Regions from separate parts of the Homo sapiens genome. Here regions 2 and 3 are each linked to region 1. The links are chromatin loops, found by intact Hi-C in ENCODE. Cell type or tissue: PC-3. All regions are shown on one strand. Links, peaks and the distances in the headings refer to the core of each region. The heading gives the core; the rest is flanking DNA.

Region 1 (8,337 bases), core at 2,165-7,164:
ATAAAGTTATATATAATATATATTATATATTATAAAGTTATATATAATATATATTATATATTATAAAGTTATATATAATATATATTATATATTATAAAGTTATATATAATATATATTATATATTATAAAGTTATATATAATATATATTATATATTATAAAGTTATATATAATATATATTATATATTATAAAGTTATATATAATATATATTATATATTATAAAGTTATATATAATATATATTATATATTATAAAGTTATATATAATATATATTATATATTATAAAGTTATATATAATATATATTATATATTATAAAGTTATATATAATATATATTATATATTATAAAGTTATATATAATATATATTATATATTATAAAGTTATATATATAATATATTAAATATATAACTTTAATCCACTCCATAGGGTTTCATGGAGGCTTCATCACACTCTTCCATTCCAAGGCTACACAAAATACTATCCAGGGCACTGATTTCTTCATGGATGTATTAAATAATAATACATTCATCCATTCAATCAGAAAGTGTTTAAGGAATACCTACTTAATAGTGTTTGAAAGAGAGACAAGAAATCAAGCAATGAGCCTACTGGTTTAATGTTGAAATGGAGGAAAACATGATGGTCTGGATGCCCAGTGGAAGAGGTCAGCACCTAACCTGGACTTACAGTGGGAGAAGCTAGAAAGGATGAGGGCGGGGGATGCTACTCATCATGGAAAAAGAATGGTCTGAGCAGGGAAGAAGAGAATTGTCTGTGCAAATGACCAGAGCCACAGACAGTATCTAGGAAACAAAAGACTATTCTGCTGAAGCAAACAAGGAAAAAGGGATGGGTCAGGGTTGGCTTGTGAGCTGTGAAGGCTGAAGATCTGAGCAGGCATCAATCACATAAGCCCTTAAAAGCTAATTTTAGTGGTAAAAAACCATTGGAGAGGTTTTAAAAGGGCAGTAACATGATCACATTAGCATTTTCAGAATTTCACTGATTCTTGGCATTAGCTGGGCACTTTGGAGGTCTATGCTATACTTAAAAAGCAATCAAACCCTGATTATAACAAATCTATTAACATTTAACTGGAGTTGGATAATGGTTGTGTAACACCTGGAGATCACAAAATATTTCCAAATATATTTGTATATTTTATCATCATAACTATCTATAAGGCTACTGTGATTTTCCAATTTTTAGCACAGGGAAAGCTAAGACTCAGAAAAATGAAGTAGACTCTTGGGACTTGCTTTTATCCATGCCAGTTACACCCTATCAATGCTTTGTTAGCAACCTACTGCTCTGGGCCAGACGGAAAGTTCATGTGCTCACTTGGACAGCTTGTAACAAACAGCATAAACAGACACTAAAAACAGAAGGGCCAGTTGCAGTAGACTGAAATTTATGACTTACAAGATGATCCTGGCTGGGTATGGTGGCTCATACCTGTAATCCCAGCATTTTGAGAGGCCGAGGCGGACGGGTTGCTTGAGGTCAGGAGTTTGAGAGCAGCCTGGCCAATGTGGTGAAACCTGGTCTCTAATAAAAATACAAAAATTGCTTGGGCATGGTAGCAGGTGCCTGTAAATCCCAGCTACTCGGGAGGCTGAGGCATGAGAATCACTTGAACCCAGGAGGTGGAAAGTTGCAGTGAGCTGAGATTGTGCCACCACACACCAGCCTGGGTGAGAGAGCGAGACTCAAAAAAAAAAAAAAAAAAAAAAAAAAAAGATGATCCAGTAAAAAATGAAAAGACATGAATCTGAAAACCAGAAGATCTTCAGGGATTTTGCAAAGGTCTTGTTGACTTAATAAGGCATTAGTAGTAGTACTAATACCCTGTAGGTACTAATGCCCGAGGCTTGTCTTTTCAAAAGTGTTTTCCATGATATTAATAGCTGTTTTACAAGGAAAAGAAAATCTCAGTCAAATACATTTGGAAAATGCCATTTTCACCTCTTCTTCTTCGAGAAACTCTTACAAACTTGACTAGGGAGATTCTTTTTGCTAGGAAGGCTGCTTACTATCTTGCAGGATACCATTATTATATAGAACGCTTGGGGGAGCATTTTCATAAGCAGTACAGAAGATTGTTGCAGTAACCACCCCACAATTGGTCAGGCTTCTCCTGACTGATGCACACTCTTGTGCATTCCTCTTCCACTTCATTTTGAGTTGGGCTAAGCGATTTGCTTTGGACAGTGGATATCAACAAAGACAGTAAGTGGGTATTTATTAAAAGCCCACCCACCAGGGCTTGACCTCTTGGATCTCTTTCCACGAATCCTCAAGCTGTGAAGAAGTCTGGGGTGAAAGACCAAGTAGAGAGAAAGAGCCCAGCCATCTCAGCCATGCAGGTGAGCCCAGCCTCCAGCCAACTGGCCTGGTGCATGTTAGTGGTTTGAGTGAGCCTAAGCAAACACAGAATTGTGACAAATAATAAATCATTGTTGTTTGACATCATTACTTTTGGAATGGTTTGCTATGTAGCTACAGGTAACTGATACAGACAGTTAAACGTCCAAGGATGGCAGTGGTCCAAGAACGAGGGCATTTGAGCTCTATTGTGAACTCTGTTCTTTGCCTCAGTTTCCTTATATGTAGAAAGAAAAAGTCACAATAGATAACATCTAACGAGCCTTTCAGCTTCAACCTTATGTTTAATGTAAAAGGTATGTATTCCATGAAAATGTTCTACTATTTTGGCATCTGTTTGACCCCAAACTGCAGAGCTTGAGCTTAACATATATCTTGCATGTGAAAAAAGAGAGCCACACTTGAGAACTGGCAAATCAGGCTCCCTGTCCCTTCGGCTGACTTAGCCCAGATGTTACAATCGACGTATCCAAGTCTGGAGCGTGATTCTTTGCAAAATCGGAGGTGAGGTGATGGGCCAAAGGTCACAGGCTCTTCGACTCCTCACTTTTCCAGGCTCAGTGACTCTGTCAGCAGCAGCACGACCCTGGTGCTCTGAGCAGGGTTTGTGTTTACAGTGCACAGGACAGAAGAGCAACAAAAACCACCCCAATTCCCAGCCAAGCTTTCTAGCTGTCCGGAAGGAATAGGAGTGTGGGATCACACTCTGTTTATTTGTGGTTCTTTTAAGCGATGTCCAGAGACCTACATTTCATGCTTGTTTGAAAGTGTGTACGTAACTGGGGAAGCTGTTAAGCAGCAGTTGGCCTTCACTCCAGTTATTTACTTATTTAGTTATATGTCAGCATGCAGTTTATTGAGTCATAATTCTTTTCAGTGCTCTATGGTGACCAGCATTTGAGGGCATCAGAAGAAAGTCTGTATCTCATATTTATAAATATTTACCAGGACATCATATTTGGATGCTTCTATTTCAATTATCACAGGATTTTCGTTTGCTTGTTCAAAAGGGCTTTCATTGGTAATATGAATTACAAAAGAGGAGGGATAAAAGAAAAAAGAAAAAATATATTTGTTTCAGAGGGAGGAAAAAAATAAATGTCATCCAAAACAAACTGAAGCAAATTCCTTAAAAGTGCTTAAAACTATTTTAAGATGTGCAGATTCTAAAAAGTGAGAAAAAACAATAATTCATAATTATTGCTTTTTACCACGAATATCTAACCTAATGTAGAAAAGTATAGTTTAATTGTGGGAGAAAAATCAAATTTTTGCTATTTTGCATTGTGTGCATTGGCAGCATAAAAAATTGTTCTTCAGGAAAAATAAAATTCTAAATCAAGGGAGAAGAAAGCAGAAAGCTAAATGAATGTAGGACCTCAAAGAAATGCTACGGTTGTTACTTTTCTAAGAACACTGTCAACTACAATCTACAAGCAACATTTTCTAACTTGTACAATGTTGTAGAAATGTGCAGGCGGGATAAGTCCCTCTAACTCCTTTTGCAATACCTACAAGAATTTCACTCAAAGATGAGGCATTTTCCTTTGGCTGCTTGAAGGTTTTTCTGTGCAATACAAGAAGGCAAAGGCAGGACGACTCAGCACACCCCATGCAGAAAGAAACGACTGGGTTAAGATTTGTGTTCTTACTCATCTCTCCTGTTCACCTTTGTTTACTGTAATTTGCAGAAAAGAGGGGGTACAAGAGAAGCTGAATGATGGGGGATACTCCTCTTTTCTGTCTACAAGAAAGCTGAGTTACACCTAGGAACCAGAGCTACCTCTTCTTGGTTTTTAGGAAAATAACCACTGAAGACAGAACTAAGGAAGAATCTGGAAAGGTGTGGTCACTTCCTTGGCTACATTCTAACACTCATTTTTATAACCATCACTAGCAATCAGTCTTAAGAGATAAAAGTTTATTTGGAAATTCAGTCAGCATGTTAACTGTGGTTGAAAGCAAATGACTCCCCCTTCTCTCATTTTGGCCAGAGATTTACACCCTTTCCAAGCCAGCCTGGTCTTATTTATGTAACTGCACGAGAGAGTGGCTTCAGGTTGCCTCTTAAAATAACAAACCTATTTGTGCCTTGTGGGGCTGGGCCCAGACAATTGAAGCAACTTAGACCAAAACAACTCAGGTAACCAGAAAGTAGGAACAGGCAGCTTCAAGAGGCTTTTACCAAGATGTCTCCCCTTTAAATAAGACAGCCTGGTCCTGAGTCTGATTACTTAGACCTCAGAGATACGTAGAATTCTAAGGGACCACCACATGGTCTGGGTTCTGAATTGTTTCAGGTGCTAAAGGCCTTGAAATATGGACACCATCTTAATACAAAGCGTCTGTTAAGTGACACAACAAACAGACAGAAATGCTTTTTCTGCTTATCCTGGTAGACATAGGCATTGTAAGTACACTTTGGTGTCAGTTTTTGCTCAAAAGTAACCCTCCCCAAATTCCAGATGTTACACTGTAATTAATGCACACACACATCCACCCATAGTCATATACATGATATGTATTAATACATTTCTGTTATATCAAGAGTTATCAACTATTCTTTGTTACCTTTCATAAACCCACATGAAATTTAGAAGGAGAATAATCAGTGCTGTGCATAATTTGCAAAGGAGCTTAGATGAGGTATCCTTGGCTTTTTTCTCAATTCCAATGTCAAATGTTAAGTAAATCGACATTTCAGAGAGGAGAATAAAATATATTTCAATTTCAGCTAGGATAATAATACCATCCCTTTCTATAAAAGAAGTCACAAAAACTTTCTTTCTCCACAGGCTGTTAAATGGCGCCCCCTTCCTGTCAGTGGTGAATCTAGTCAAGGAGAAATATATATATGCACACACACATATATATTTAAACTAGATACATAATAAACTAGAAACAAATAATAAACAAGAAATATATGTATATATATAAAGAATGCTAGAAGATGAAAGAGAGAGGTATCTCATCTTCTAGATTTCAAACTGTTAGAGTTTGAAATGAATACTGTAGAATCTCAAGTAGACCCTTTTTTAAACATACAAAATAAACTAAGATTCAAAGTGGGGAAAGGTCTTATCAATTTATTAAATTATTCAAACAATTTTTAAGCAGTAACTGTGTTAATCACTGGAGATAAAGAAGGGTCCTGATACCGAGGGAACTCAAAATCTCATAGCGGAGGCTATGGGACTAAACGTAAACCAATTATTCCAATACAGGCCAAAAAGTGCTATAGTTGAGATGTTTCTAAAGTGTTGTTATAGAAATACTAAGTTTGCCAGAGCAGTTTAACGAGAGCTATCTAACAAGTAAGTTAGACAAATCACTCACCTTTAACTAGATGGTTAAATGTTGACCGGGCATAAAAGGTGGAAAGAGAATTCTGGACAACTAAAATGGAATTTCAAATTCTTAAAGGTTTGGAAAACATGTTAGAATGAGGATCAAGTACTTCCGGGTGGCAGCTGTGTAAGATCCATATGAGTGAATAACAGAAGGAGCTGAGTCTTTCATGTAAGACTGCAGGGTTTCAACTTCAGAGTCATGGTGATCACAGTTCAGTATGCGCTGTTATAGCTCAGTGCTGTCCTTTTGTTCCATTCAATAATCAGATCAATTATATAAAAAAAGGTTATGAGAGGCCAATTCTATGTTAAGCCTTGGAGTGCAGAAAAAAGGCTTCAGAGGTATCTTTTCTCTACATAGCCACAATATGAAGGTGTTATAAATCCACAGCAAGAACAGGGCAGAAGGCAGGGTCCAACAACATGTTATATACAATGTATTATATAGGGTCTTCATAAAGAAATAGTGAAAGGACTATATAGGTCATCTGTTATGCAAATGGGAAAGGGAATATGAAAATACATATAAACCTAATTTTTTAACATAAGGAAACATGAGAAGGGTTAAAATAAACAAAATTTGTCACCTAGATAGCAGAGGAGCAGGAATGAAGGGGTGACACTCCTCTGAGTGTATAATTTTGTAGTTTGGACTTTGGGAAGCATAGTAGTATTCCACATAGTAAAAAATAAAATTAACAAAGATGGTAGGGAAAACCTCAAACTAAATGCAAAAGAAACAAATCCAATTGTATTTGAAATGAAGAAAATAATGTTCTCACTCATAAGTGGAAGTTGAACAATGAGAACACATGGACACAGGGAGGGGAACAATACACACCGGGGCCAGTCGGCGGCTGGGGTGAGAGGGGAGGGAGAGCTTAGGACAAATAGCTAATACATGCAGGGCTTAAAACCTAGATTGACGGGTTGATAGGTGCAGCAAACCATCATGGCACAAGTATACCTATGTAACAAACCTACATATTCTGCACTTGCATCCCGGAACTTAAGGTAAAATTTAAAAAAAAGAAAAAGAAAATAATCATACTGAAGAAAAAATAAAATGAATGCAAGCAACTATAGAAGACAGTATTGTTAATATATTACTTCAGTCTAGGAAATTGAACTAAAACAAATCTGCAACTCCCGAGTATGTTTTTAATATATAGTCATTTGGGTTCAGCAATTCTAAAACTAATTTTGCTATTGTAGAATAGAGTAAATGTGTTGATGTCATTGCGAGCCAAGACTCTCACTGTGGAAGAAGGATGACAGAAATATAGTAATGGAGGGAAAAAGGATATTAAGGGCATGACTGGTGCAATTGACAAAACGGAATATGCAATGCAGATGCAATAAAAAATGTATTATTGTTACATTTCCTAAATTTGGTAACTGTACAGTGGTTACATAAGTTTGTAACTTTTTATTTTAGAAAATACATATGAAGATCTTAAAAGGTAAAGGAGTACAATATATGTAAACTATTCTCAAATAGTTCAGAAAAATTACAAAATATGCACATGCATGAGTGTGCACACATGTACGCACATATATTAAAAGATTGTAATAAAGCAAATACGGTGAAATGTTAAAAACTGATGAATCTTGGTAAATTGTATACAGAAGTTTTCAGTAATATTTTTGCAAACTTTCTGCTAGGCTGAAGCTACTTCAAAATAAAATTTAAAAATAAACAAATCCATAGAAGATGTGTGACCAAGTTTCATCTAATGATGTGAGCAACATGTGCCCAGTTCTTTTAATTAGTCAGGCAGCAACAGGCTGGCAACTCCAAATTGTCCTTCAGCACTGAATGTGTGTGCACATTTAGAGCCACTTTTAACAAGCACATAACAAAAAATCCATATACCTCAATTCAAGCCCCTAAGGGTCATCCAGGTTAGAGAACTGGCCTTGATAACTATAATGCCACACTCCAAGTACGGTCTTGGTGACATCATGAGCAGGACAAACATCCTGAAGAAAAGGGTTCCAATAATGCCCCCCCCCCCCCGCAAAATGCCTTAGCTCAGGTGATCCCTAGACAACGTGTTTTTAGATGAGTTATGACATTAATGCTGAGTTCTCTTCCTTCATGGCCATCATATTCTATCTTAATGAATGCGAAATCAGACAGTAAGGAATGAGGAAAAACAAGGGCATGGTATTATAGCTTTGCAAGCTCTATTCACAGGACAAATTATTTTAAAAGTTCCACCCCTGCCCCGACCTTGTTTTTTGTTTTTTTGTGTCTGTGGTTTTGTTGTTGTTTGAGACAGGGTTTTGCTATGTTGTCCAGGCTGGTCTCAAACTCTTAGGCTTCAGCCATCTTCCCAGTCAGCCTCCCAAGTAGCTGGGACTATAAGCACATACCACCATTCTCAGCTATGCCTTGAAAGATTCTAAAGAGGTGATACTATGAGCCAGATAGAGTTCTGGAAATAGAGTCCAAGTAAATTTGAAGTATCATGACTGACAGTGTCACTAATATTGTATATATTGAATCCTAATATGCCAGATGGTTTTTCTTCATTTTACTTTATTTTTTTTCTTTGACACGAAGTCTCACTCTGTTGCCCAGGCTGAAGTGCAGTGGTG
Region 2 (8,337 bases), core at 1,069-6,068, 240 kb before region 1:
GAGGATGTTATATAAACTGCATTTTTTTTTTTTTTTTGCCAGCAGTTGTGGTTCTCCTGTCCAGCCTGCCACCACTGGACCATCCCTGTATGTAAGTTCACCCAAATAAAACCATAGGCCTCTTTTGCTGGCTGTAGGTCTCTTCTCTAGCCTCTTGAACCCAGTGCCATCCCTACTGAAGTTATTAGGGGTCTGGCATGACAGTGTCACAGCATGCTTCAATGCCTGCAAAATAGACTGAGTCTTATGGTTTTGTCTCTGTTGAGTTTATTCTGATGATGGCAAGGTTCTTATCCTTTTCACTCATCCATAGTCGATGAGAAAGGCCATCCACAGGAGCTGACACCCCAAAGGGAGATCACCTATCACCCTAAATAACTCAGGTCTGGTCTCCCCAGCACAAGTGTCAATATGGGCAAAATTCCTTCTGACTCAAATCCCAAAGTCCTCCACATTTCTTGCTTATCCAGAAGATTCCCTTAAGCAGCCCAAAATCCTCTGAAGGGCTTGACATGTGCTGAGCTCCTGAAGGCTGTGGGTAAAGCCAACCATGGAGCTTCAGGGGGTGTTTGCATGCTGAGCAGGCTTAGCAGAGACACTGTACCAAGCAGTGTTTTTAGAGTGAAGAGGAATTTGAGTTTTTCTCATCTGGGACCAGGAAAGATTCTGATATGACCCAGAGGATTACAGTAAGAGAGACTTTTCAATAATGGGGTAAAGAGGAAATCAGACTGAGTTTGCAGGAGGCATCTTGGGGTTTTAATCCCTGCTCAACAACTTACCAACTCTGGGGCTATAAGCCATTTATTTCTCTTAGCCTTGATATCTTTATCAATTAAATAGAGATAATAATATGCATCTTGAGGAGTTACCCTGAGAATTACATGTGGCCATGGTTATAAAATATCTAAACAACATTTGGTACACAGTAAGTGCTCAATATATAGAAGCTATTTACTACAATAAAGGAGAGTTAAGGCAGGTTACTGGAATTACTTCATCATTTTCTCTAGATCTGAGAGATTCCAAAGGAGCTGATATAACCAGACATATGGCCTAGTCAGTTCTAGGAAAATCTATAACAAAACTCACTTTTCTTATGAGCTTCAGCAGAACTAAGAGAAATAACTGCTCCAAAGTTTGGAGAAGAGCAAAAGGCTGAATTCAGGACCTATTTGTCTTACAGACAAGTAGAAGCTCCCTACCGCATACCCAACACCGCATATGTGCACAGAGGTGCACAAACGCAAAGGTGCAGACACACATGCATACATGCACATATTCACATATGGAGCTCCCACTCCAAGACTGAGCTACCTCCCTTGCCCACTGTTCTTAAGCTCCTATGCTGTATCAAAGGAGAAGAAACTGATGTTTCAAGCTTGTTGAATTCTAACTCATCAAAATAGTTTGGGTTACCCCCTGTGCTACTTTACAAGGCACTTAGGCATTTTTTCATGGGGTTGGGAAATCATGTTTCATCAGTAATAAACAGGATCAACCCCCAAAGACTGAAGCTCAATTTCAAGCTCAGAACCCAGGAGGTCAGAGTGGATTCTATCACAGAAAATCACAAACTCCCTTTCCTCAGCAAAGCAAAACATATTCTGGGAGAAAGAGAGGAGGCTTAAAGTCAGGCACAGCAGTTTCTAATATTTTTCCACTTGACTTTTCTTAATTAGTGTTGACTAGCTTAATGAAGCAATTAAGGGGCTTATTTGCTTTTTAAAATCACATGTGAAATTTAAGAAACCTTGAAATAGAAGAAATATTTGTCCCCAAGATCTTACCCCACAAGGGATATCAGTTTGAATATTCTCCAACCACTAGAAAGTGAGAACAACCGACCCTGTTCTCCAAATGAGGCCCAAGCAAAACAGAAATCGCAGTAGCCGACTCTGCATGTAGAAATCCTCAGTAAGTGAATGGCTGCTTTTCAGATGTTATTTCTGAGACTTCCATGAAAACAACAATGATAATTAGCTTTTGATAATAAAGACATCTACCACTTATTGATTAATTATGAACTAACAATTGTGCTGCAGACACAATTAGATTATTTTAATATTTTCGTATATTATTTCAATTTAAATCTGTAAATTTTCCCTCCTCTTTTTACTAGAGTAAGAAAATAACGATTCACAGAGGGTGAATGGCATGGCCAGGGTCACACACCTGTCAGGACCTCGATTGAAACTTTTCTCATTCAGACACATGGTTTTCCCATGACATTTCACTTTCTTCCCTTGTGATAATTCTAAACCAGGGGAATTGTGGCTTAAGCACACCAAAGATCATTAAATAACTAAATTTGTGTGTGCATGTTTACACCTATATTTATATAAATAGCATATATAATAGTAAAAATTACATTATTTTAAATAATTATATCTAATTATCTGTATGACAAATAAGCCCCTAATAGATGGTATATTAATCATATGTTTATAGTTTTTTAAGTGATTTACATGTAATGATAAGCCTACATATCACAATTTGTAATTGATATAAACATAAATTGATAATAGTACAAATACATATACAATATATTAAATGTGATATGTATGTGACATATACGTGAGGCATACAAATCCATAATATGTAATACAGGCCATAATATAACATGACATATAAAACATATAATACATAATATTGTGATATATGTAATGTGTTTGTATAAAATACACAATACATGATATATAATACATGGAAATTATGTCTTTAATAATTGTGTATAATTACAGTATTATCAGAAATTTTGATAGAGGGTTAACGATTAGATTATTTTATATTTATTTTAATAAATATATCCTTAGAGGACATATTTATTTATTTTAATAACTATATCCTTAGAGGACAATATTCTATATTACAATATAACTCAATCAATAAATTTGATTATTAACTAATAATATTATGGAGTAATTAACTGGACTATCCAGAGTTTAATGTGTGCATCTGGCCATACACAAGTTCACATTTATTGCCTACCATGTGCTAGAAACAGTGCAAAGCACTTTACATATCACCTTTTTAAACCTTCCCACAAACCAGCAAGGTAGGTACCATTCACTGAAAAGAAATTGAGGCATATATCAGTTAAATATTCTTTTTTTTTTGTTTTTCCTTTAGGGGCACAGAGCTAGCAAAAGAGCCAGGAATCAACCCTTATTTTGTCTTATTCCAAATGATATAGTGTTTGTATTCTACCAAGTCAGATAAGTAGGTGGAGAAAAGACAAAGTGACAAAACACAGGAGGGACAAAGAGATTATGCCTTCATGCTTCCCTGCTCCTTGAAAATGTAGTATATGCCAAGTTTTCATTGATTCAGTGGGTAAGGCAAGGGACACTGGCCTGGTGCCAGTTCAACCACTCTTTCAGTCTCTTGTTTATTCAACAAGCTGTTCCACTGGGTCCTGGGGAAGAGGGAATTATTTGGGGTGGCAGCCCATGGCATATGTCCTGATGCAGCCCATGGCATATGTCCAAGCCCCTCCCAGTGTGACACTCTTGTGACCAGGGTCCATATGCTCATGGCACTCCCTTGGACTTGGCTATTTTTTTGTTGCCTCTGGGACTGCAGGCTAAATACTTGGCACTGAAAACATTGCCAGCAGCAGGACAGTTTGGGAGTACATCCCACATGGGCACTGAGTCAACAGTGCCAACAGGAGGAAAACATATGAGCCCGGGGAGATTTCTTAACTATCTGCCCAGTGGGGGAAATTGTTTATTTTCTACATATCTCCCAAAGAACCCATTTATGAGCTCCATTTGTGACTTCAAACAGGTAAGTTGGCAGAGACATGGCAGTGAAGATAAGATGATGACTAATTAATAGTCTTGCAACAGGTTTCAACACCCAGATCTACAACTACCATTATTTTTTTTCTTAACCACTAACATTTATTTTCAAATACAAACATGCTTCTAAGTATTTTTCTTAATACAGATAATAGTTTTATCTTGTTCCTGGCACGATTTCCTCTTCCCGATAGGGTTATAAATAGGGTATTCCATTTGGCAAGGGTCTTGTCCGTGGCATTGGAGAGACGATTCTATAGTTACTGTAACAAAACAGCACATAGTTGGCATATTTCTCCCCAAACTTTCCTAACATTTACACTGCCATCTGCATACTTTTCACTTGACTTCACTCTGAAAATTGACTGTTCCTCTGATACATACCAGAGACTTGGCTACTTGGACATTTGGAAAAAAAATAAAAGGAGCAAAACATGAAAAAGGAAGCATTCTTCCCATTTCTGATCCCAGGCATTCAATACTTGTAATAGTACAGTAGTTTGTAAGAGTGGTTTAAGGTAGCTTCCTTTAAGGTCAATTTTAATTTTAAGATTTTAGGATTCTGTGAATGAAGGGATAATTCATGAATATACTAATATCGATAACTGCTTTATTTTCCTGAGTTTATATGGCTAATTGCCTATATTCAAATATATATGTAGAAAAATGTGGGAGCAGTATGTGTGTGTAAGAAAACTCAAAAATGGGTCTTAAAAACACAATAAAGTTAAAATGGAAGATCCAGACCTAAAACCCTTTCCAAAGTTCTGCTCCCAACATTTCAAGTAAGTGTTAGATAATGCAAATTAGTTTTTAAGAGGATTAAGATGTTAGAACATAATATCTCTGGAAGTTCAAGGATTTCCATTGTTGTGAGACAAAAAATGCATAAGAATACAAATCTCCATAGTTTCGTCTTCCAGATAACCTGATAACCCCCACCAGTTGGGCTTCACTTTCTTTTCAGGTTTAAAAAAAGGAGGGGGAAGGTTTTGGTAATAGCTGCAGGAGTTATTGATGAATTGAGGATTCTCCAAAATGAGACTTTTAGAGAGATAGAATACACATAGCCCTTGCCTGAAGAACTGGATAAATCCACCCTGTCTTCATCAAACATGGTTAGCCCAGGCATCATTTGAATGAATGCGAAGGGAAAACTAACTTCTCGATGTTTTTTCTTGAAACTCTGCCTGTGCATTTGCTCATGTCATATGAGCACATAGAAGAGAAGCCAGGTCACTGAGTGAATATTGGCCCATAACACATTTTATGGAAGGCTATTTGGTGCCTAGTCACCCCCAGAATGTCTTCATATGAGGATTTACTGAGCCAAAAACAATTTAAGATTTATTTGAGAAGTCACCCAAGTGATGAGTCCATTTGTGGATACAAAGATATTAGTGATTAGAATGGTTGCATTGGAGATGAGAAGTTTCATTGCTGTTGCTGCTGTTGTTTTATTCTTTTTCTATGCTCTTATGCAAAATACTGTAGGAAAATAATTTTTTAACCAAGTTTAATGTGAGATTTTACTTGTGATTTTGATATTTTGATCCCAAGCCTTTGGGTAATCAAATACTTACAGTTGGAGAAGTCAAATTTTCTGTTTTTATTTTAACAATCGTTTTAGCTTATTGAATGAAGGAGTGGACACTGGCTAACTTTACAGAATATTTTATCCATAATTAAGAAATGAAGCTGAAATAAGAACATTGTTTCTCATGGGTTTAAAATAATACAGATAATGTATTTTAATTCCAAGTGCTTTGGAGATAAAAATTTGAGGGAGAATAAACCAGTACACACCTGCACACACACGCACACACACACACTCACACACACATTTACACACATATAGAAAAAAATACATTTTTAAGGCTTACCTACTTACATATATTGTGTTTAAATGAACATCCACTACATCCAACTCTTGTCGCTCTCATCCATCTTAGATATTTAATTTAACTATAACATTAACAGAGAGCTATGGTTGAGTTTGTAAGAAAATATCACATGCACAACATATATTTCTGTAAGGCATGATGCTGGGTTCTGGATGTTGACTGAGAGAAGAAAGAATGGACATCATTTTGACATTGGAAAAATTCATAAATTTGGTGGAGAACAAACATCTGTCATACAAGCTAAATGAGCATAAGTTGCATTTTAAACTCAGCAGTTCACAAATTTATCAGTCACAACCTTGGCATCTTCTTTGATTCCAACTTCCAATTAATCTATCTTATACTTTTCTCACCTTGGCCTCTCCAAATTATCTCAGTTCCTCTCCCCAGTCAGTCAGTGTCTACTTCCTGTGGGTAGATCTACAATTCTGTAATAACCTGTCACTCTATAATTCAAGTCTCTCTTGATTGGCACTGCCCAAAATGGTAGCCCCTAGCCACATCTGGCTTTTACATTAATATTAAAATTAAGTTAAACTTTCAGTTTTTTATTCAAACCAGTCACCTTTCAAGTGCCCAATAGCCACATATGACCCATGGCTGCTGTTGGTGGATGATGCTGGTATTTCTACTGGCTCAGAAAGCTCTGAGCTAGATCTGCGCTAAAGCAGTTTAAAGCTCGCTTGCCAGGCTCTGCTCCCTGTGGTTTCCTCAGGCAAGCGAGCCTCCAATAAGTTAAATTTTCATTGTTTTCTGCATATATTCTGAGCTTCATTGACTTGGGGGCTTTGCTATTTCCAAAGCTTCAAGAGTTCTTTTGAAATCCTGTTGTCATTCAAGGCCTAGAATAAAGAATTCTTTCCCCTTCTTTTAAGAAGCCTTTTCTAATCTTCCCAGTGAGAGCTTTGACTCCTCTGGAATCTGAGAGCACACTTTGTGTCTCAGCTGTGCTTCACTCAGAGCTCTGCTTCAGTGACAAGAGCTGGATGCAATGAATGTCCAGTCTTTCAAACACAGCATATGTGAGCAGATAAGCCTTAAAAAATTGTGAACTGCTGAGTTCAAAATGTAAGTCTTCAGAGGAATTTTTTTTTTTTTTGCTCCAGTAGCTGGTGATGCTATTTTTTTGAGGTCAGGGGAAGCATGAAATTTTCATATTTCATGACCTCTGGTTTTTCTTCTTCGTGTGTTTTATTTTACTTATTTATTTTTTAAAGTTTTGAGGACATTAAAGAGAAAATAAAAGAATAAAAAGGGGAGAAGGACACAATTGGTGACAAAATCTGAAGGTGAAAAGGGAGAAATAGAGTTACATCAACCATATATGAGGGAAGGATGGGGTTGCTGCACATTGTAGAATAAAGTCCTATAATTAAATTCTTTTTCTGCCAATTTGCTTTCTGGATCTATGTGAGTGAATTACTGTCACTAAACCTGTCATTTGTTTTTGTTTTATTTTATCTATAGAATAAAAATAGTAATGCTCACCACATAGGTTGTTGTAAATATCCCTTAAGGTAATATATGTAAAAGTCCCTCTTAAAAAAAAAAACAAAATGTCTCATACAAATGTGAGTGGTTGTTTACAGCAAGCTTCCAGAAAAGGAGGGTTTGGAATGGGGAGAAACACATGTTCTCCTGTCCCTTCACAAACCCACTTTCTTCTGACAAAGCTCTGCCGACTGATAAAGTTCCAGTAGGCTCTTTGTGAGCTATCCAGGGGGTTCTCTTTTTATCTCACAGAAATATTTATGTATCTACAAATTTCTATAATTTTTTTATTCCACCCTCCTTGGGATGTAGTTATGACTGTTGAATATTTACTTTTCAGACATTCCTTCTCCCTTTGAAGAAATCCACAAAAGAAAAAGCAAAATACTGACAAGTTTTCAAAGCCATGATTTACAGGAATGAATTCTGAAAAGCAAGTGGCTAACATCCGAGTTCATCATCAAATAATATTTCTAAAGCACCCTCTAGTGTCTGGCCCCAAGCCAGATGATTCAACGCCTGGAGAAGCTACAGACTTTTTAAAAGTAAAATAGACTCATGTCTGCTCATGAGAAGCAAGTCAGCGTCATTTAGGATGCCTTAGGAATGTCTCTCTAAATAAGGATTAAAAATGGATTGCTGTAGAAAAAGTAATACAAGTACAAACACTAATAATATTGAATGCAATTTAAATTCCATTTTAAAATAGATAATAGGGTTTAAAATAACATGTTGAAAATTACACTGGAATTAGCAAAATTTAAAATCTTAGGAAGAAAAATCCTAATTTGTATGTGAAAATGTTTTGAACTGAGGAAAATTAAGACTAGCAAGAGTAGATAGGGGTTGTCTAGTAGGAATGTTAGACCCATCAGCCATCTGATTATGCTGCGACTGATACTAGCGTGTAGTTTTCACCCAGTAAATTATCAAGTGGTGCAGTAGAAAAAGCATGGTATGTAGAATCATAAGACTCATAGTCTGGGGTCACCTCTACTACTCACTTGGCCATGTGGTTTGGAACACATCACAAAAGATTTATGAGCCTTCGCTTCTTCACATCTAAAATCGTGATTATTTTGCCAACTCCATGGAATTGTTTAGACTTTAGAGGATTACATAGGATACAATGGACT
Region 3 (8,337 bases), core at 1,069-6,068, 230 kb after region 1:
TCACCTGTAAATATGTGTCGAACTAAAGAATGAGCAAATGAAGCACAACTGGAGTTCTACAGGAAACACGCGAAGAGGAAAAAGAGAAGGAATGATCACACCTGACAAGGAAGGTCTGAAACGTCTTTGAAGATGTGACATTTAGCTGTTGAGGTTTTAGGACATAAATAATTTCTCTCTTCCTCTGAGGATTCAGAGTCAATTCAGTATGGGCACTAGGGCCAGAAGGAAGAAACTCAAACTATCAGTTGGTAACTCTGGATTGGAGAACAGGCCTCTTTCCCCTGCCTTTGCAGTATAAACCCTTATGAGGGCAGGGCCAGTCCCAGGCAGACGTTCTCACCCTTCCCACTACAGAGGGCATTACTCCTTCATGCCAGTCCTGCCCCCGTGGAGGGACTTGCCCTGAGCACGGGGCTTCATGACTGCCTCTAGACGGCAACCACAGGGAGAAAGTAAGTGGGAGCCAGGCAAGAAGCCCTTGATCTGCAGGCAGGAGGAGCCCTGAAGACGGAGGGATGGTGGAGCTGAGCTGGGTATGCTCAGGTTCTGATCCCAGTTACTCCTCTTCTCCTAGGAAGAGCGAGTCAAAGATGGAGTCAGGGGCTGGGAATGTTCCTCCATCTTTTCTCCTCCTAAAGAGAGTGGTGAAACTCTCGACTTTGCCTCTCCTCTCTGTGGAAATAGGAGGTACGGGTAAGCATTTCTCCCTAAAAATGGTCATGATGATAGCAGGCAGACATTTAAGGACAAAAAAGAATCAGAGGAAACTGTATGTATAAATTGTACATATGCATGCTTGATGTGTGAAAATGTGGAATATGTACATGGAAGGGGGTGCACCCTGGTGCATGAGGCCTGTGGTGCACAGAAGAAACTAGAAGAGAAGAAGGAAAAAATGATATTGCCAGATTTTGAGAGCCTCAAATTCCAGGCTTAGGAGTTTGACTTTGATCATCAGGCAGTGAAAATCTATGCCTTTTATTGGAAACATAACTCTAAAGCCTCTGCCTGCACCAGCATAGCAAGCAGAAAAACTGGCCTTAGCCACCCCCTCCACTTGACCTACTTGTGAGCAATCCTAGGTGGAGTCTCCTGGACTCCAGAATAAGATCATGCTGCACATTCACCTAAAATATATTGCAGGAATTCTGCAGCCAAATATCCTTGACATGAATACAGAAACAACAGAAATACAACAAGCAGATGACTGAGAATTGGACCCACTGGTGGGGATTTGGAGGTGGCAGAGTGCAGCCTGTGGAGTGTTTGGCCCTGAGGGTCACATCATTCTGAGGACAGGGCAGAGCTGCAGGTGAGCACTTAGTGAGGGTCAGAGGTAGCATGCAAACATGAGCTTTGGACTCATTAACTCAAGTAAGAAACAGCACTGGGGGAAATAAAGGCTGACCCATCAACAGAGGAATTATATTCAACTCTGGCGAGAACCACGCCAACAGTCCAAGCAATTTAAGAGATGTACTTAACTAGTGTGAGGAGGAGTCCTCTAATTTCTGTCTCCAAATTGGATAGCATGGACTCTTTACATTTATTCAGCACACTGCAGTGTGTGAAGCCCTTTCACATAACATTACTCATGAGTTGTCACAAACAGCTCTGTGAAGCAAGGAGAGCTAGGGGAGTACAATCCCCATTTTAGGAAACTGAAGCCATGAGTTCCATGAGGAGGTCTCAACTCAGGCCAGCTCTCCCTCTGGCTCCACTGTAACCTTGTGGTTTTATTGATGGGGGCTTTCCTTGAGGAAGAGGATGCAGGAGTTGATCTGGCTCATCAGTCTGTCCCCCTGTGGAGGTAGAGGCCTGCGCTAGAGAATATTGTTATGGTCCTTCATCCTGTAAGGTACCATCCACACGTACTATTTCCAAAGTGACTGAATTTGCTTAATCCAAAGTGGTTAAGTAGAATGACAAACAGAGATGGGGTGTTAAAATTAGGGTTAACTGACAAGATTAAGAACGTCCTATACTGCTAGATTTATTTTCCTCCTTTCCTGGTCTTTTAAATGGGCCTAAAATATATAAAAGTGGATACAGAGATACAAATTGGTAGCTCTAGGGCCAGAAGATGTTTAAACTAGTGTTTTAAAAAGCAATAGTTTGAACATCAAATTCAAGTCATGTACCTTCCAGTTTGACAAGGTTTGTACCATTCCCTATTGTCTTATATCAGACCCACTTTTATTCCTTCAGTCAGTCAACAACAACTATTTACTCTACGCCTGTTCTGAGCCGGGCGTTCCCCCATAACTACATTTTCATTACCTGCCTGGGCCCACAGACACTTGAATAACTGGTCTCCACCCTAGACCACAATCGAGGGGAGCTCATGTTTGACGAATGCTCCTTTATTCCTCTGAGCGTAACCTCCGTACCTGAAGTTTACATCACCTCGAAGCTAGGGTGTTGTAACTAATGTTCACCCTGGGTCTTCAGAGATTGGTTTTTCCAAAGACTCTGCTGCTTTTCCTTTTAAAATCCCAGAGCCAGAGGCAAATGGTAGGCATTCCTCTCCCCAGAGCCCAAATAGGTGGCTGAAACCTGGAAACTTTCAGGGACTTGCCAAAGGCCCCAAAGGTAGCAGGGAGGCCTCCCGGAACGACTGGTCCTCTTGATTCCAAGCCCAGAGGTAGATCTCCTGTCCTTGAGGGGCTTTGGTTTCAGACCCTGCCTGAGAGAACAAAAGAGACTTCAGTTGTCACATCGACACAGCCCCGAGCTGCTCTATTTTCTAACTTGGCTGGCTTTCCCCGTGTGCTGTTTCACATCAGATACCTCCTCCCCCCACTTTCCTTCAGATGATTGGTTGAAATTAAATATCCTGAAATTACATTGAAGGGGGGGGGCGCTAATACAAAATTTTAATCAAAATACAAGCTTAACAGTTCCCAGCCTTTGAAATGTGAAGCAGACACTGGGTCCGCAGGGATGCCCCGACATGTTCTCAGGTGTGAAGTTAGCCAAGGAAGGGGCCCATTCTCTGAACATGAGAATTGCAAGTAAACCAGCACATTGCAAACTCAGGATTTCCAAATGAGGCAGGGCCTTCTCTCCCTTTCCACAGCGTGCATGGGCAGGCTGGCCCAGAGGGAAGTTCTCACTGAAGACACTGGAGGAGAAAGGGTCCCTCGTGAAAGGGTCTGGGGGTTCTCCCTGCCCCACCTGGCTTTGATCCATAGGTATGCCATCCAGGGCCTGAAAGCTCAGGAAGGAAAGGACTGGATAAAGGAGCTTGCAGGGGAGGCAAAACCCCTGATATAGCAAGAGCCACTCTGATGGAATGAGGCAGACATCGGGCGCCCTCTGGTGGCACATGCCCCACCAGACAACACGGAGGCTTTCTCCCTGGATTAACTCTATAAATAGAAGGATGATTTATTAAACAGATTTGAGGCTCATTTGAAGCACTGGGCCATGATTGCTTCGGGGCTCAAATAAGGAGGTGCTTAGGACCCTGCCTCTTATGCAAACACCTGGACTCACTTAGCAAGTCACTAGCATGATCTACATTACAAGTGCATCGGACACTGTTGGCTCAGCCGTTCCCAGCCAGGAGATGCCAAATTCCTCATATATAAAAGGAGCTTTAGTAACTCAAGCAAAATAAGCACACTTTTCCCCCCACTGCCTTCCCAGAGACCTAGGCGGCAGAGTTTCTGTGAGGATACACAATACCTTGTTACAAACCATGTAATGTTTTAAAAAGTATCTATCTGACAGCCTTGGCTAAAGCCAGATCTTCTATCTCGATTACTTCAATATGTCACATCCATATCGCACCACAGCGTCCAAGCTTTCGGAGCCAAAGCCTCTCTGTCTTGTCCAACCTTCCCATCTGGAAGCAATGAGCTTAATATTCTGGCTCTCCCCCCGTAAAAGCTATGTCACAAAAAAAGTAGCAGCCTGTGAACTGCTTTAGCCCCCCAAGACACACCAGAGCTCCTCATTCTCTGCAGGCTCTGTTCAGTCACATTTTAAGGCCCTCCCCTGCTCCTCCCCTCCCTTGCTGCCCCTGTCTTCCAAACAGCCTGAGATGCTCAGCGCAGTACCAGGAGGACAGGAGTGAACTGACAATCATTTATACTTTAATCCTCCTTTACGACATTTTGAGGGATGCAGCTTAAAATATCATGGAGGCTGACAGACTCCCTCTGGAAAAATGTGTCTGCTAGAGAAGAAGCATTGCCTTACAAGGACCCTACTGTTTCTGGTGACCCATCAGAGACCCAGCTTTGAAGCCTGTCTTGTACCACGTCTCCCACTCACCTTACCTTCTCCAACACTGCCGGAAAGTTTCAGTTCATGGTGACAATGACCTTCCCTATTGCATGTGCCTTAGTCATTCATTGATTCACTTACTCATCCAATTTGGATTGACTACATGGCATGTCCCTTTCCATGTTCTCTGTTTCACTGCAATGTCAAATGAGTCCCTGGCTCCCAGGAGCCTGAGTCTGTGAGGGAGACCAACCCCACTCCAGAACCATCAGATGAGTGTTCCTCAAAGCATGTTTCATGGGTCACTGCTGCGTGGGAACCTTTTGGGTGCCTGTGAAGCGTGCCTACGTCGTGGCCCTTGCCCAGGCCTCCCAAAAGAGGATCACTGGACGCCAGGCTTAAGAATGTGCATGTTTAATAAAATTCTCCAATAAGTAATTTCTACACACATTAAAATCAAGAAACCCACCGAGTTAGGTCAGATGAAGCAGCAAATGATGTTGCGCAAAATGCGAAAAGAGACCGTGGGTACGGAAGACAGAACTTGGGCTTTGCCTGGAAATGATATAATGCCGCTGCTCGGTCCCAAGTCCCTAGGTTTTGGAAGATTGGTGTGAGTGGAAGTCACCCTCCAGCGGAGCACCTAGGACTTTGGCTCCTTGACTGTTCTCCTTCGCCTGGAAGCTTCTGGGGGCAGAGGCCAGCTTTCCTGTGTTGAGTTCTTGGGAAGGGCCTCTGTGTCCTGGAAGGGACTTGAAAGAGCAGCTCATCTAAGCTCTTCAGTTTGTAGGAAACACATCTAGCTGACCAAGGGAAAGTAGGCTGTTCGAGGTCACACAGTCACTCAAAACAAATTTATTTAGGCTAATTCTTTGGTTTGGAGACATCAATACTTGGGAAGAAGCCAAGCTCATGTTTCTTAAGGCCTGTATTCTCCAATGTCCTAACGCATTACCCATTCACTGAAAAAGAATACACTAAAGAGTTTTAAAAAGTGCTCATCCGAGAGGCATTTCACAGGCGGGGTTCAAGTGGCCCGGCTTCCACAGGCGATATGCACAAAACCTGCTTCCTGAAATGCCATTTGGTTGCACTGGAGTTAACCTCTTTTTGGTAAATTAGTTCATGACCTGGGAACAGTTAAATGAAACTGTAGGCACATCAAGAGGAGGTTATTTGTGTTCTGTCTTTTTTTAGCCCAAGTCTCTGATGTGTTTATTTGGAAGCTTGGCTCACGCTTACTATCCCACTACTTACGGTTAATCCTGTGTTTTCTTTGAGCTACCTTTAAAACCACGTCAAATGAAAAATACTGCCTGATTTTGAAGTGCGTGGTATTATAAAAAGAATCCCAAGGTTTATGATCTCAAATTTATTGTCAAATGTATTTACTTATCATTTTCCTTTTCTTTTCTTTTTTTTTTTCCTGACAGAATTCAGCCTAGAAGTTTTTCGTATGAGTCATGATGGAGCAGGGATGGGAGATGTTATATAGTGCTTCCTGGGGAACTCTGTGCTACCAAAGAGCTGCCCATAGAGAGTGTTCCTCAGTTACAGCCTCTTGAAAAGCAAGTTAGTTTCAAAGGGCAGGGACCACATCTGATTCACCCCTTTGCCATTAGTATCTAACACTGTGTTAGGCACTCAGGGGCATTCAGTATGTGTTGGCTGGATTAGTGGCCACTGAAATGAACATGAAGCCGGCGCTTCCTTTTTTGTTTTTATTGAAATGAGCTTTTAAAGAGCTGAAATAGGTTTGTTATTTTTTATATGTCCATGATACAAAAAGACTAACTTTTAGAAAATAAAATGTTCTTTTAAAAACAGTTTTATATTCAGTTAAATATTCTGAAAATGACTAAAATTGTATAAATATACACAGGTATCTGATGTTTGCTTTGTACTAGTTATAAAGCAAGATTCAAAAAAAGAAGGTGGCTTTTTATAACAATTTTTTAAAACTTAAATCTTTTCAGACATGGAATCAACCCAGGTGCCCATCAATGGTGGATTCAATTAAGTCAATGTGGTCCATATACACCATGGAGTACTACACAGCCATAAAAAAGAATGAAATCATTTCCTTTGCAGCAACATGGACACAGCTGGAAGCCATTATTCTAAGCAAACTAACGCAGAAACAGAAAAACCAAATACCACATATGCTCACTTATAAATGTAAGCTAAACATTGGGCACACATGGACATAAAGATAAGAACAATAGACACTGGAGAATACAAAAGTGGGGAGCAGGGTGGGGAGGGTGGAAACAAACTGTTGGGTACTGTGCTCAGTACTGAGTGACAGGATCAATTATACTCCAAACCTCAGCATTACACAACAAATCTTTGTAATAAACCTGCACATGTACCCCTGATTCTAAAATCAAAGTTGAAAAAGAAAAAGAAAACACCCCAAATCCTTTTCATCAGAACTGTTCTTTTTTACCTGTTTTAGGAATCAGGATTGGTTAATTTTGGACTTTGGAGTATTCTCAGTAGGACCTGGAGGAGCTACCATGTCCTCCACCAAGGCACTAGGAAAGTCAGCTTCTTGATGTTTAAGGATGAATCAGGTGGCAGAAATCATAGTGGCACCCCCAGCTGTCCCTCCTTCCTCAGCTCTGTGGCTTCTGTCATCTACAAAGGACTGTGGGTAGGATGTGAGGCAAGGATGAAAGATGGAAGAAGAGACAGAGGGGAAGAGAGAAGGGAATCCACCCACTTTCACTCTCTTTTCCCAGCCACCCTGGATACCAACACACATACGCTCAACATGGCATGTGAAGAGACACAAAACACTTTTGCTTTTGCAAGTTATACGATGGCTTTCACTATGTTCTCAACTAGAGTCATTCAAGGCTCATATTTTGAAGCTGCCAACACACCCTGTGATGGAGGAGAAAGAACATTGATAAATCTTAGTGGTTCCTTCAATGTCTGGCTGTCTTGTCCCATACCCCAAGACCTTGGGCTTAATTGCTCTATTTCGTTCTATACTTGTTTCCTGGGGTCTATCTCACCTCCCAATCAGACTACACACAAGCTCCAGAACCAAAATATGTGTTTCTCCCTTTCTCTGCCTAGCTCAGTGATGGGCACATTATAGATGCTTGCTAAATATTCAATAAATCCAAGAGATGCTCCATAGCCCAGACACACCCATCACCTTCTGTAAGAATTCTCTCCAGATTTCTCCAGGCAGGAGACAACCCGGATACCTCTGGGAGATTTAAACAGACTTTAGGAACCTGCAGAGCCATGTTTCCAGTTGACCTCTGAGCTAACTATAAATTTTGAGATAATGGTTAAAACCCACAAAGCTTCCTAGAAATGCCGCTAGACTACATTAGGCAGATTAAGAATCGCAAGATAAATATTTTGCACATTTCCTTCTATTTATCAAGACTCTGCCTTCTGGGGCTGTGGTATTTCAGATGACTCGACTCCTGCAGGGTTAAATCGACTCCATTTGGGTTCACTCTAAACAAGCTCACATTCCAGCCTTGCAGTCACATTCCTGACTCGCACACGCAGGGCCCTCAGCAGGCCTTAATGCACCTTTCACATCCGAACCGTCCATCAGACATTAATGTGACGGAGCCATCACCAGACAAGTTCATTTTGCCATTAATATCCTGGAATAAGAACGTCGAATATACACATCCTGAGATTTAATCTGTAAACAGAGCCCTGAGCGTCTGGGAGAAGGAGGTGTGTTTATACTTCGTTACTGCTACTTCCACCAAGTTAGGTGGGGCTATCTCTGGCACTAAGCAGAGATGTTTTCTCAATGGTTGGAGGGTAAAGTCTGAGACGACGTTTTGACCTGCAATGTCTGCACCCTGATGGCTGATCCTGGGAATGGAGTACCAGGGCTCTCCCAGTTGACAACAAACCTCATTCTGAGAGGCCCCAAATGCCAGGGACAGTGCAGTTGTGTTCGGCTAGTGTTTATCTCTGGCCACCTCTGCAGGAGACTCATGGGGATGACTCCCCTTCTTCCAGGAAATGACAAGGGTACAGAGACAAAGGCATCCTCTGTAGTCCCAAGATTCTAAACTCTGCTGTCAGCAGCCATCACTTCAGGGTGTAGGATCC

Evidence for each region. Peaks named below come from ENCODE experiments on the same cell type or tissue, not always from the same donor. Only the 100,000 strongest peaks of a DNase experiment are listed, where the experiment ranks them.
Region 2: a loop joins it to region 1, with 13 times the contacts of the local background. A loop is called at or near these places in 9 of 110 quality-filtered maps.
Region 3: it touches region 1 in a loop (6-fold over the local background); 76 of 110 quality-filtered maps call a loop at or near these places.

The regions. Positions count from the first base shown.
Region 1 is chr2:18,746,964-18,755,300 of GRCh38, reverse strand. The region is part of intron 4 of LOC105373456 (a long non-coding RNA gene); the gene reads right to left. Among named protein-coding and RNA genes, the nearest start is that of NT5C1B-RDH14, 160 kb to the right of the region's middle. In PC-3, for the core only: a CTCF peak has its summit at 5,185; DNase peaks (open chromatin) are centred at 2,450, 3,150 and 5,190; H3K4me3 peaks cover 490 bases; H3K27ac peaks cover 2,522 bases.
Region 2 is chr2:18,987,073-18,995,409 of GRCh38, reverse strand. It overlaps LINC01376 (long intergenic non-protein coding RNA 1376), which reads left to right. Exons shown (of 4, transcript NR_135287.1): 3 at 46-91; 4 at 7,542-8,337. All of the region lies in intron 5 of LOC105373456 (a long non-coding RNA gene), which reads right to left. Among named protein-coding and RNA genes, the nearest start is that of LINC01376, 36 kb to the left of the region's middle. In PC-3, for the core only: no CTCF peak of the experiment used is centred there; DNase peaks (open chromatin) are centred at 3,629, 3,689 and 4,089; H3K4me3 peaks cover 469 bases; H3K27ac peaks cover 1,727 bases.
Region 3 is chr2:18,515,694-18,524,030 of GRCh38, reverse strand. It overlaps LOC105373454 (a long non-coding RNA gene), which reads right to left. Exons shown (of 8, transcript XR_001739302.1): 8 at 1-2,689. Among named protein-coding and RNA genes, the nearest start is that of RDH14, 41 kb to the left of the region's middle. In PC-3, for the core only: CTCF peaks have their summits at 3,119 and 3,321 (motif pointing left); DNase peaks (open chromatin) are centred at 3,310, 5,110 and 5,710; H3K4me3 peaks cover 472 bases; H3K27ac peaks cover 1,203 bases.